Linked DNA regions of Homo sapiens: region 1 is linked to region 2. A link is a contact called in ENCODE Hi-C data. All regions are on one chromosome and are shown on one strand. Each heading gives the region's core, a stretch centred on a gene start or an enhancer-like site at or near the end of the contact. The rest is flanking DNA. Distances are from core to core; before and after follow the strand shown.

Region 1 (6,527 bases), core at 119-2,618, 440 kb before region 2:
TGTAGGATCCCCCAGTGGTGAGACTCAGTGGTGCTTTGGAGTTTGCATCGCTTCCTCCCTCCCTCCCTTCTGAATCAAGGCATAAGTGTAATTCTTTTCATAATTAAACTAGAATGAATATCGTTTTGAAGATCTGATAACACCGTTGAATTAACTGAAGGAACCCTAGGAGGTTACAAAGCCTTATAGGAGAATCCCCAGATTAGGTATATAATTTGGGCAAGTATCTGTGTGTGTATTATTGCGAAGTCACAGTTGATTGATGGGTCTCTCTTCTGTAAAATGAGGGTGTGTATTAAACAGTTCCCCAAATCCTTTCCCCTAATTCTTTTTGAGGATGAGGGCCTGTCAATGACTAAGTTTTCAACAGTACCAGTGAAATGGGTCTTTTGCAATAGGTTTTTCATAAAGCTATATTTAGTTTAAAGAGCTGTTCTTTATTCCAAGGTTAGACCTTCCACTTTTTGGAATTAAAATTTAGCTTTCTTTCTTTTTAAAAATAAAAGGATAAGCTTTTAAAAAGCTTTCCTACCCTTAAAGCAAGTTTATGTTCCTTACCGGTCTAGGAAATCCCAGTCTGTTGGGATTATCTAGCCCACATATAAGTAGGTAGGGTGGAAGGCGGCCTCTGGATTTGCCCACCCGGGTTTGAATCTTGATTCAGCCCCTTACTGAGGTCATCTAACCTTTTTGTGACTCAAATATTATTTAAGAAAAGGTAGTAAAACCCACCTCCCTAGCGTGATTGTGCGAAGAAAATAATGCACGCAAAGCATCTACAATGTCTGGAGCAAAGCGTTTACGATGTCTGGGAATCCTTTACAATGTCTGGAGCAAAAAATGTTCGCGGTAGAGTCTTTATGGGTCTTTTCAGCTCGGAATTTCTATAGCTTTGTTAAGAAGAGTCCTGGAGTGCCCTGGACGGAACTCTGGGGGCCTGAGCTCCAGCTCTGGCTTAGGGCCAAATGCTTACGTGCCTTTTGGCAGGTCCCCTCCCTGTTCTGGCCTGTGTTCCCCTCGGCACAAGGAAGGGGCTGGGTGGTCTCTGTGGCTCGCCTCCGCTCTGAAATTCCGGCTTTCAAGGTGGCCCCAGGCCTTCGACAGGGGCTTCCGGCGCTGGGAGTGCGGCAAGGCGCCGCGCAGGCCCGGGACGGTGGCCCCAGGGAAGTCGCTCCTAGAGGGGAAGGCCGCCGAAGGGACGAGAGACACCGCGGGCCCCCGGAACCGCAGGCAGCCGGTGTTTACCTCGCTCGGTCCCACCCCAGGCGGCCGCGGGCCCGCCCGGAGCGCGCGGCGCGATTGGGCGAGTGGCCTGCCAGTCTCCGGGGACTTTCCCAGGGGTGGGGCGGCCCGGCCAGGCCCCCGGCACTTCCTCGTCCTCGGCCCGGGTGCCCTGCCCCCGTCCAGGAGCCCTAGGAGTGCTACGGGGGGCCGGAGCCTTGCCCGGGCCGCTGCCCCGTCCCTGGATTCGGGGCTGGACGCAGCAAGCGGGGCGCTGTGTCCCCAAGCTCCCCGTCCTCGGGTAAGCCGGCCGGCCCGGAGCGGGGATGGAGGGGAGGAAGGGAGGCCAGGCCCAGATCGTCCAGAGCCTCGGTGGCGGCGGGGAGCGAGCTGGGGAAGGTGGCTTGTGCACCCAGGCCCGGCGCGCGGGGTCCCGGGGCGTCTCCGCCAGCGGCCAAGCCGGGCTGAGCCGCTACTCCCTGCTTGGCGCTGGGCCTGGTGGGGGGCGCGCGTGCGCACTGCGCGGGGTAGCACGCCTGGGAACGGCGTGGGGCGGTTGTAGAGAGCGCAGACCCTCCGGGTGCGGGCGGCGCTGCGGCCCTTTGGGTGTCTATCCTGTGGAGACGAGTTGCCTACGCGGCGTCAGGAGTTTTCGTATCAAGTTGTGGAAGCAGTGTACATATGTCACGAGGAGGAAAATAATAATTTTTATTGGGCGCTTTCCAAGTGCTGATCTTAACGCTGTACGTGTATTAGACTCATTTAATTGTCACTTCCATCCTAAACATTAATATTGTTATTATCTCCATTTTATACTTTAGGAAACCGAGGTACTTGGAGCTTGAGGTCACACAGCTGTGAGTTGCAAAGTCAGATATGAACTCAGGCATTTGGCTCCAGAGTTCCTACTATACTATTTCTGTTGAACATATTTTGTATGCACATTGTTGGAGGCATTTGTGTGCATGTGCAGGATGGATGAGTTTCCAGGAGTGCTTCTGGGGATGGAGTATGAAGGCTGAGCTTTCCACTGTAGGACATTTGTGTGCACGTGTGCATTGTACATTCATTGTGCGTACAGGAGCAGATGGGAATTTTGTGCGACTGGGTGAGAGATTGTGTTTTGGTAGGGGGAGGGAGGGACTTTTGTGGATGATGCAGAAGAATCAGCAACGTCCTTCCCCACCCCCTTGCAGAATGACAGTGCAGGGAAATGTGTAGATTCCTAATGCATCATTTTTTTCTCACAGTACGGTCAAAATGGGATTTAATCAGCACTTACTCATTTTCCAAACAATGGGGTGTGATAGAGGGGAATTCGGCATCTGATGAGAGGTCAGAAAAGGGGACTCAGAATGTTTTAAAAAAATCCTTGACAAAGGAGGGTAGAATTGTATTAGGAGGGTAGAATATTAGTACAAACTCAGCATCCCCGTGGTGGTCTCTGTTTTGCAACAGAAGAAACTGAGGCAGTGAAAAAACTGATAATGCTAATAGCTTACTATGTGCCAGGCACAGTGCTTACATTCCGTATCTCATTTAATCTTTTTTTTTTTTTTGAGACAGAGTCTCACTCTGTTACCCAGGCTGGAGTGCAGTGGCACGATCTCGGCTCACGGCAACTTGCCTCCCAGGTTCAAGCGATTCTCCTACCTCAGCCTCCCGAGTAGCTGGGATTACAGGCACTCGCCACCATCCCCGGCTAATTTTTTTGTATTTTGAGTAGAGACAGTTTCACCATGTTGGCCAGGCTGGTCTCAAACTCCTGACCTCAAGTGATCCGCCCGTCTCAGCCTCCTAAAGTGCTGGGATCACAGGTGTGAGCCGCCCCGCCCGGCCTCACTTAATCTTTCTAACAACTCTTAATTTTCAGATGAGGAAACTGAGGCCCAGAGAAGGTTAAGGCTTTCCCAAGACTAGCAACGCTTGAATCCTGGACCCTGTTCCCTTTCCCCTGACCAAGGCTGCTGTCCTGGCTGTGTCCCGGGAAAATAATGTGATCAGGGACTGGCACTTCATGGAAGCACGTGATCATGCCCCTCTGGAAGCTGCCGCTGGGAGTGTGCAGTGTTCTACACGCTTATGTAACCACGTTTGTCTCCCAGCCTTGGGTGTTCCATGGGTATGGCATGGCACTCATGCTGAAGGTTGATGCCTGCCCCTGGATACCCCCACCAGTTTTTTCGGGGCCCCAGGAAGCTGTGGGGTCTGAGTCATACCCTTACCCCCAGTGCTGCCTGTGACTTGGGGCCCGGATGTCCTGGTTGGGTCAGGCCGACCTGATTTGAGAGAGGCAGCGTTGTAGGAGGTTGTTTGTCTGCCTCTCTCTCCAACCCACTGGTTACTGTTTTACTCCTGTACCCGCTGTGATTTGGTCACACCATGCTGGCCTGCTTTTCCCCCTCCAGCAAGCCAAGCTTGTTCTCATCCTTAGGCTTTCATACATGCTGTTCCCTCTGCCCAGGACATCTTTCCCCGTTTTTCCCATGGCTGGTTTTTCCTTATCGATCAAGTCTCAGCTCAAATGTCAGCTCCTCAGAGGGGCCTTCCCTGATCTTTTTATGCAAAGCAGCCCCTTTTTTCACTTTCTGTCACGTTACTATTTTATTTTTCTCATACGTGTATCATGCTATGAAAGAATCTTATTTGCGAATGAGAAAGCATATGTATAGAACTTAGTGTCTGGCAAATTGTTATTTTTAGTGTTTATTTGTTTACTGTCTTTCTCTTTTCCTAGAATAGAAGGGGGTGAGCAGGGACCTCCTTAGTCCTCTCGAGTGTATTTCTGTAGCGGGAGAAGAGTGCCTGGTGGATGGCTCTTCTGAGTTTGTTCAGTGAATGAGTAGAATAATGGCACATTTCACAAATGAGGAAATTAAGGCCTAGAGATGAGAAGGCAGGAGGAGAACCAGAGTGCTCTCCTAGCGCTCTCCCAAGCATCATTTCCTGATGACTCCTGTGCCCAGTGCCATGCAGTGTTCTTGATGCACAGGTGCGTAAGGAGCTGGCTTTGCCTTCCAGGAACTTTTGGTCAAATGGGGAGATGTGCTATGAGTGTGACCTGAAAGGCATTGTGTGCCAGTAAGTGCCAAATGAGTCGGATTGGCATAGGTATAACTGGAGTGCAGAGTAATTTGGGGGCACCAGATGGTTGGAGGGGTCTTCTGGAGGGAAGTGACTTCAAGGTCAGACCCTAAAAAAATGACAAAGTGCAGAGTGGAACCTGGGTCTCTTCTGGAACTTAGTAGACTAGTCACAATAACTGGAATCAGCCTCTCCTCGGTTGGGAGAATTGACCAGTTGGCCTGGGAAAGACCCTAAAAGATTTTGATACCAGACATAGAAATGTTGATTTTTCTCCTTAGCAGCATTGGGAAATGGTCAGAGCAGTTGGTTCACAAACATGAGCATGCATCACAATCCTGGGGATGGAGGTAGAGGGTGGTTGTTAAACACAGATTGCTGGGCTGCAACTCCAGAGCATCCGATCCAGTGGATGGTGGTGGTGCCAGTGCCGCTGGTCCGGGCTGCTCCTTGAGCACCCCTGGTGAAGAGCACATGATTCAGTGCTTGGCAGACCTGGGTAGGTGCCGTGTCTGTCACTCTGGGCCTCTGCATCCTCACCTGTCAGCTCTGTATGACGTCAATGCTACCTCCTAGAATGGTGGGAATTAATGGGATAGTGTGTGGCAAGCACTCAGCACGGGCCACCAGTGTGGTAAGCGCTTGGTACAGGGTCGCTGCTATTATCGTTAATGATGCTAATCATGAGGCTATTGACAGGATTCCAGTAGAAGATGATGAGACTGGTTTGATTTTCTGTGCTCTGGATAACTTGCTGCTAAGGTTTGAATGTGTCCCCCAAAAGTTCATATCTTGGAAACGTAATCCCTCTGCTTCATGAATGGATTGTCAGCTCTGCCCTCATAAATAGATTAATGTCACTATCACGGGGTAGGGGGACGGGAGGTTAGTTATAAAAGGGGCCAGTTTGGCTAATACACTCTCTATTTCAATCACTCATTTTCTCCTTCTGTCTTCCACCTTGGCATGACCCTTGTCAGATGGTGGTGTCATGCACTTGGATTTCTCATCATCCAGAACCATGAGCCAAATAAACTTGTTCTTTATAAATTACCCAGTCTGTGATATTCAACAGAATAGTTGCAGAAAGCAGACTAAGACACTTGCCTTCAACCCTCTGCCACTTGTGGTCCATGCTGTGTCCCCTCTGGATGAGTTGTCCTTTGCTTTGTCTCAAACATCTGTCCCTGTTTGGAGTGGCGGAAACTCAGATGTGGGTGGGGCTTTGAAGACACCTGGCTTGCATTCCCTCAACAGCCCCAGTGCCCCTCTGCGTGACCCCGACCCCTGGGATCAGGGCGCTTTCCACCTCGTAGGCAGCCCCTTCCAGTGTTATTCCAGACTTCTTTCTTTTGTGGGCCCACATCAGCCCGGGTTCTTCCTTTCTCACCTCCATCATTTTCCCTCATTGCTTACCTGACCACTGTGAGGGAGGGGGAGAGGTTGAGCAGTAGCATGGTGTGGTAAGAGAGTGCACAGTGGCCACCAGAGGACGAGGTGTGCATTTCTTCTGTGCCACTGCTGTCCCATGTGGCTGTGGGCACGTCTGTTCGCCTTTGCCGACTTTGGTTTCCCAGCTTTAGAATGAAAATGTTTCACTCTCTGGCATCTCAGGGCATTCTCTTCCAAGTCTTAAAAACTCTATAACAACCAATGATTGGGTCACCCTCTCTTTGGCTCTGGCAGCTCCTGGTTTCCCTCTGGGCCAGGCCTTGCTGTGCCTGCCCTCCTAGATTCTTGCTGCTATGCCCCCACATGCCTGCAGTGCCTGCCCCTCCTATCCCTGGCCGTCTGTAGGGAGGGTATCCAGGCATCCTCCAGAGAGTTGCCACAGGAAGGCACAGGGCAGCTGGGTCCCCTTGTTTTGTGGGGGAGCACAGCTCCCAACCCCCAGAGAAAGACCTTGGCGGCCACCATGACCATTGTGGGAAGTTCTTGATGATTTTCCCATGACTGGCCCAGGACAGTCACTCTTCAGATTGGAATGGATGACTGGTGAGCAGCAGCTGGCTGTTTGTCTGAGGGCTGCTCTGGGCAGAGCTGAACTCTTCTCTCCCAGGGACCTCACCCTGAGGCTGTTCCTTGAGAGGCAGGAGCTCTGCGTCCTTGAGCACCTACACAGTGGACAAACCGGGCAGCCCAGGCAGGGGTGTGTGTGTGGGGTAGGTGGGTGTAGGTGTGTGGGTGCTGTGGGAGTTGTGTCACCAAGGAGTCATGCTGAG
Region 2 (6,942 bases), core at 2,212-4,711:
TCACTGTAGCCTCAACCTTCCAGGATCAAGTAATCCTCCCACCTCAGCCTCCTGAGTAACTGGGACTATAGGCATATGCCACTATGCCTGGCTAATTTTTGTATTTTTTGTAGAGACAGGATTTCACTATGTTGCCCAGGCTGATCTTGAACTCCTGAGCTCAAGTGATCCACCCACCTCAGCCTCCCAAAGTGCTGGGATTACAGGCGTGAGCCACCACGTCCAGCCATCATCCGCTTTCTTGATGTGGTTCTGCCTCCCCAGGCTGCACAGAGAAAAAGTCTTCTCAGCCGGGCGCGGTGGCTCGCGCCTGTAATCCTAGCATTTTGGGGGGCCAAGGCAGGTGGATCACGAGGTCAGGAGTTCGAGACCAGCCTGGCCAATATGGTGAAACCCCATCTCTACTAAAAATACAAAAATTAGCCAAGCGTGGTGGCGGGCGCCTGTAATCCCAGCTACTTGGGAGGCTGAGGCAAAAGAATCGCTTGAACTAGGGAGGCAGAGGTTGCGGTGAGCCGAGATCACGCCACTGCACTGCAGCCTGGGCAACAGAGCGACATTCCATCTCAACAACAACAACAAAAAGTTTTCTCTTTCATTCCAGCCTGACAGCCCTGCAGAGATTTGCAGATACATCAGATCCCCTTGGGACAGGGTCAGGATAAACATCTCTAGTCCTGCCAGTGTTTCTTATGACACAGTTGCAGCAATAGTAGCTAATATTGATTGGTCACTTACTGTACACCTATACACAGACTTTACTCATATTATTTAATTTCCAAAACAAACCTACAAATCACAAACTATTATTATGCACACTTTATTGATGAGAAATCTACGGCTCAGAGAGGTAAAGTGAGCTGCCCACGATCACAGAGCCAGAAGGAGTAGAGCTCTGTTCACACCTGGCTCTACGTTACTGCAGAGAGCACCAGGCTCCTGGCTGGCCGGTTCCCACCTTGCAAGGCTCATAGAAAGCACTTCAGTGTTTGATTACTCCAGACCTCTCAATGCCCCTGCATTTTTCTGCTTTTCTCCTTACTGGCTCTAGAAGGCCATGGGTTTAGAAAATCCTCAAATGTCAGAATATGAAGGGCCTTTAGAAATAAGCTGGCCTGGGAGGCCCAGCCAAGGAAGAGGTCAGAGAGGAGGATGTGAGCCCAAGACCAGGTCAGCTGACTCTCAGTGAGGCTCCATGCACAACCTGGGCTGCCGCTAAGATCCCATCACCACCACCTCTCTGAGCTTAGAACTGCTCCCAAGCTACTGTTCTGGAACAAGAGGAATGGCAGAAAAGGCCAGGAGGTAAGAGAGCCCTGCCCTCCAAGGCAAGCTCCTGCAGCCCGCACTCCAGCCCACAGTGACTCCATGGAAAAGGAATTCAGCAGGAGGTTTGGACCAGATCCAGCCAGCCATCCAGATGATTTTCGCCACCCTTCACAAACAAAGCTGGGGAGGCGGGGGGACACCCTAGAGTCCCTCGTAGCAGGGCACCAGGGGGCAACTCCATCTAAAATTCCTCAGACTAGGGAGCTGCCCTCTCTGGCAATATCCCAGGCAGCAGCTGCTCAAGATCATGCTCTTGGTGTCAAAGGTGGGGGTGGGGAGGTAGCCAAAGGCTACAGGGGACAGGTACCTCATTGAACCCTCAATCGGCCTGGCTGTGGCCTGCACTTGTGCAAGTCATGATGTCCCCACCGCCTCCCCACCTAAACTTCTGCAGGGCCAAGTTGGGGTGCTAGCCCTTTAAAGACCCACCCTGGACACTGGATCAGGAGCCCTGAAGATAGGCCTTCAAGAGAGGAAGGGGTGGAGGGCGGGCACAATGAAAAGCTGCCTGGGGTCAGGAGACCTGGGTCCAACAGGGTAAATCCTGAAGTGGGGGAGTAGGCGAGAAGCCCCAGCACAGCCATGAGAAGGGGCTTTGCAACGACTGCTGTCACTACTGAGCCCCTGCTGCAGCCCAGGCTCAGTGCTGTGCACTTTATGCTCACCACCTTGTTCAGTTCTTACAACAGCTCCCAGACATAAGTCCTGTGATTCTTCTCATTCTGCAGATGAAACTGGGGCTCAGAGAGACCTGCCCAGGGTCACACAACTTATGAGTGGCAGAGCTGGAATCCAAACTCAGAAAAGTCTGGCTCTGAGTCTAATCTCTTAACTATTCTCCTTCCAGACTAGGACTCTGGAAAGAGGAGAAACAAGAGAGGCTCCAGTGCTCTTGGATGATGGTCTGCAAAGCCCTCTGCTCCCTCATCTTGTGATCAATGCCCCTCAGCAATGTCTTCTCCCCTGAAAACCCAGCTGCCTAGAACAACTCCTTCTTTCTTCCACTTCTTCCTTTCAGGAGAAGAGTTGATAAACTCATTCTTACTAAGGTAGAAAGGACTGATAAGGCATGAAAGATGAGTAGAGTGGGAAGATCACTATGTTGGGAGTCAGAAGACCCCAGTTCTTGTTTGGCGTAGAAAGGGACAAACCCTTTCCCCCACCCCTACCACCCACTGTGGACAGCTGCTTGTTCTGCCCACCACTGGGGCCCGTGTGGATGGAGGATCCACAGGAGGGAGGTGGGGCCGGGGAAGGGAGGCCAGAGCAGAAGGTCAGGACAGGGAGAATTCAAGGAAATGCTTCTTCACACGATGCCGTCAATGGGAGTGTCCAGCCAGGGTCAGGTGGGGCGGGGTGGGACAGAGAGCCAGGGGTAGGAATAGAGATTGGCTCAAGGCAGCCCATTGTGGTAGTCCAGGGGTCTTGGCGACAGGAAGGGTAAACAGGCTGGGTAAACTGCCCCCCTGGTGAGGTCAGGAAGGAACCAATGACTGGCCACTGCACAACCTCTGGCTCAGCTGGGGGCAGGAAAATGGAGAGGCCTGAGTAATGGCCTGGCTACCTTGCCAGCCCCTTCCCCATTCCTCCCACTGAAAGGAGGAAATGACACAGGCTCCATGCCCTGGAGAATTCTCCATCCCCAGAGTCATGGCGAGCGCAATCTGACTGGGGTCGGCAGACTGCCAGACCTCCTCTTGGGAGGAGAACAATCTAGACTTTGGTGGGAAGGACTGCCGGGCATGGGAGAAGACACAGAAATGGGGTGGGGAGCCCCAGGCCCAGCCCCCGCCTCACCACTCACAGGCTGGCAGAAATCACCACATACCTCTCCCTTGATGCCCAGAGGACAGACTAAGATCAGAGGGGGGATGCCACATGCCCTAAGTCATATACCCCAAGCCACAAAGGCACCTCCGGGTGCTCATCTTACTCACTCTGCTAGGTCCTCCCTGAAGCCAAGCTTCCCCCTGGATGCTCCTGCCGGCCTTCAAGCCTTGGTTCTCAAAGCCTCCGGCAAAGGCAGCCAATTGCTTGGCTGACGAAGCCAGGAAAATCCCACATCGGCAGCAACATGAAGGAGCTGGATGTGACTTTTCTCCTCCACAGATGACTCAGCCCAGCTCTTTATCAGGAAAACCGATTTTGCAACAGCCTTTTAAATGGCCTCTCCACCCCCAGTCTCTCCCCCGCCAATCTACCCGCCCCACGCTGCCAGATTCATCTTCCTCCCTCCGGGCTCCACTCATGCCTCTCTCCTGCTCAAAACCCTCTGCTGCCTCCCCAGGACATGGAGGATCAAGAGGAGAGTCCTCATCCTGGCATTCAAACCCCTGCTATCGGGGCCTGCCCAAGAGCTCACTCACCTTCTCTCTGTGCCCTCAGCAACAGTGGAGGGAGTTCAGTGGCTTGCAGTTCCCACAGCTGCCCAATGAATTCCTGCCTGCAAAGCAGCGTTTGCACAGACCCCCTCTACCGGGAACCCTCCTCTGTCTCACATCCTTTCTACATGCCCTAATCCTTCAGATTTCCGGCCTACCTAGAATGCCACCACCCCCTCCAAAAAGCCTTCACCAATGTTCTGTCTGCATCACTTAATAACCACCACCTTGTGTATTATTTATTCTAGTAAAAGTAATCTTTCAGGGTATACTCACCACATGCCAGGTAGCAGGACAGGGCCTTACTTCACTTACTTCCACAGCAACCCATGAGGCCAGCACTATCCTCATCTCCATATTAGAGAAGACGCTGGCTCAGAGGGGTGCAGCAACTTGCTCAAGGTCACACAGCCAGCCAGAGGAAGAGCTGAAATTCAAGCCCAGGTTGGCCTAATGCCCAGTGCAGGGCCAGTCACGTGGGCCATGCTGCCCCCTCCCAGTGTTTTGCTTTGTAGCAATGAGGGTCTGGGCCCTATTTTCCCCCAGAGACTGCAACGGCCTCGAGGGCAGGGGCCTCTACTGCTTCACTTCGGTATTCCTCCCTTGTCCCCACCACATCTTCCATTGGCACTTGCAGAATAAACATGAAATCTATGAGAATGACAAGAGCCAACATTTTGGGAGCACCAGATGCTGCCAAGCCAAGGGTTTAACATGCCTTTTTTCATTTAATCCTCACAGCAACTCATAGAGGAGGTTCCCTTATCCCCATTTTGTAGATAAGGAAGATGAGGCACACAGAAGCAGCTAACTCACCCCAGGTCTCACAGCTTAGCAAGGGGCCCCTGCGGTCTGACTGATCTCAAGCCTGGACGCCTTCCTTCTGAAGAGCTCCCCACAAAGCAAATTCACCTTCCTTACTCACCCATCCAGGCCCAGCCCAACGGCCACTTCTTGTAGGAAGCCCTCATCAATCCATTCAGACTCCTAGATCAGTGCTCCTCCCCTGTTCAACCTGGCCCAGAGGCCCCAGAGCAGGAACAGAGCTCAGAGGAAACGGCAGGTTGAGAAAACTCAGAAACCCAGGGGAAGGAGGCTGGGCCTGGCCAAACTTCTGGTTTCTCTCTGCTGGCAGTGGGTCGGGATCAGGGAGGGCAGAGATGGATGGGTAAGGGGAAGCTAAGATGAGGGCTCCACAGTCAGCGCAAGCCTGACCCATCTTCTATCCTTGCAGACCACAAGCCCTGCTCCCTGTTGGCTGACCAGGGCCCTGCCAAAGGCCAGGAGCCACAGCCTCTCTCTTGCCCATTCTACTGGGGTAATTATTAATCTATAATCAGTCAATTTTTAGAAACTTTGAGATGGTAACCCAGAGAGAGGCAAGCTGAGCCCCAGGTATACAGCAAACTGAAAAGGGAGGGCTCACAGAGAGGATCACAGGATCACAGCCCAGGCTTCCACCTCTCCAGTCCAACCCTGGTGAGCTAAGCCTGTGCTCACGAAGCCCCCTCCTGCTGTTTCACTCTCCCCAGCCCCAGCTCCCTGGAAGCCTTGGGAGTACAGAAAGAACCATCATACCCTGCCTTTCCAGAGAAAACACATAATCTAAAAGACAAAAAGGTGGCAAGCCAGGGCAGGGAAAGAGGTGGTTTCCCCTAAACAGTGCCTCTGCCAGGGTCAGGGCAGGGCCTAGGTCATCTGCGGGTCCCCTCCACTCTTCCCAGGGCCTGACACACTCTGGGCCCGCCACAAAGATGTGGTCCTTCCCCTTAGCCCTGTGCCAGCCTAGGGCCAGGACTGGTCTCTGTCCTCTGTAAATGTCCCCAGACTCAGCAGAAGCCATCACCCAGGAGGGGTTGAAACCATCACTGTGTTGATTAAATAAACTACTAAAGGACAAGCACTTCCAGAATCCAAAGCCTCCCCCTTCACATTTTGCTTCACCATTCATCCCTGGAGATGAATTTTAGATTTGTCTAAATCCAAGATTCATCTAGATTCTAGATCAAAGATCTAGAGGGTGGTTCCTGGGAGTGGGAGGAGAAGGAAGGAGAGAGCAACACGTTTGTGAGGGAAGGAGATGAAATCTCAAATCACTGTGTTAGACCTAAGGGGAAGAATGTTTCATGAAGTGAGGGGAGAACATACAACCTAAGAGAAAGATGAATTAGGATGAAGCAATCCAGGAAGTCTTCCTGGAGGAGGTGACATATGTCCTAGCTCTTGAAAGATGGAGATAAGGAAGCATTCTAAGCAATGATGATAGCTCAGCAGAGACTAGGAGGTTCAAGATAACCCCCACCCCACTCCCCTACCTACCCCCATACCCCAAATCAAGACCAGCTGAATAGAAAGGAAACTTTGATAGAGGAACACACCCACTGGGCTTGCCCAGAGGCCAGGGGTGAATGGGGAGGGCTAGGCACAGTTCCACAGGAGCTATGTACATTACCAGGCTCATGCCCGGAGACCAGAACCTGGGCCTCCGGGTGGGTTACATAACTGCCCCCAACTCCTTGGGCCACAGAGCCAGCTGGGACCCTCCGCCTCCACCTCTCCTGCCATCTGTCTCAGCAGCTTCCTTCTTATAGGAAAGGACGCCGTGCAGCCCAGCTGAAAGTGAAGGACAGCGCCCTGTGGTAAATTCCCCACATTCCTTCCTCACAGAAAAATAAATAACTCAAAGAAAAAACGCAGGAGGAACGATAATGACAAAGTCACCGCACATGGGGTAAACAACAGAGAGATGAGGTTTATCCCCAGGAGGCGTCATCACCAGCCTGGGGCTCTGGGACAGACAAACCTGCCCCCAACCCCTGCGGGTTCCCCAGACGGGGTCTCAGGCGCGCTCACAGCTGCCAAAGAAGGCGCTGGGAATCCCTCAGTCGTGGCAGGTGGTCACCGTGTGCAAACTCCTCAGGGGCCGGGTGCAATCATGTTCATTACTCAAGTTGCTGCTTACTGAGCACTTCTAATGTGCGAGGCATTCGGTTTCAGTGTTATCATTTTTCATCATGTTGTTTTATTTTATCCTCACAGGCTGTGAGTTAGGGAGTACCATTATTCCCATTTTACAGATGAGGAAACTGAGCCTCAAAAAGAAAGGTTTTGTGATTTGTCAAGGTTATTTGGCCAGTGAGTGGATTGTGGGTTTCCAGCCGGCCCCTCACTCCCGAATCCATTCAGCCTGCCCGCTCCTCCCACAGACAGCCCTCCTTTACCAAATCCAATC

Evidence for each region. A loop is a pair of places that touch in the nucleus more often than their neighbours do. Pooled maps may share reads with other maps.
Region 1: a map of PC-9 shows a loop between it and region 2 (2.7-fold over the local background). The contact joins the promoter of TNIP1 here to the promoter of SYNPO in region 2. A Hi-C loop is called at or near these places in 1 of 168 maps with a recorded cell type or tissue (PC-9) and 2 of 50 pooled maps.

The regions. Positions count from the first base shown.
Region 1 is chr5:151,075,875-151,082,401 of GRCh38, reverse strand. TNIP1 (TNFAIP3 interacting protein 1) reads left to right here and starts at 1,368. Exons shown (of 18, transcript NM_006058.5): 1 at 1,368-1,522. RefSeq lists enhancers at 774-833, 548-1,258, cis regulatory regions at 799-1,568, 1,068-1,856 and silencers at 1,134-1,803, 3,489-3,538.
Region 2 is chr5:150,637,179-150,644,120 of GRCh38, reverse strand. It overlaps SYNPO (synaptopodin), which reads right to left and starts at 3,461. Exons shown (of 3, transcript NM_007286.6): 1 at 3,267-3,461. RefSeq lists an enhancer at 2,580-3,779.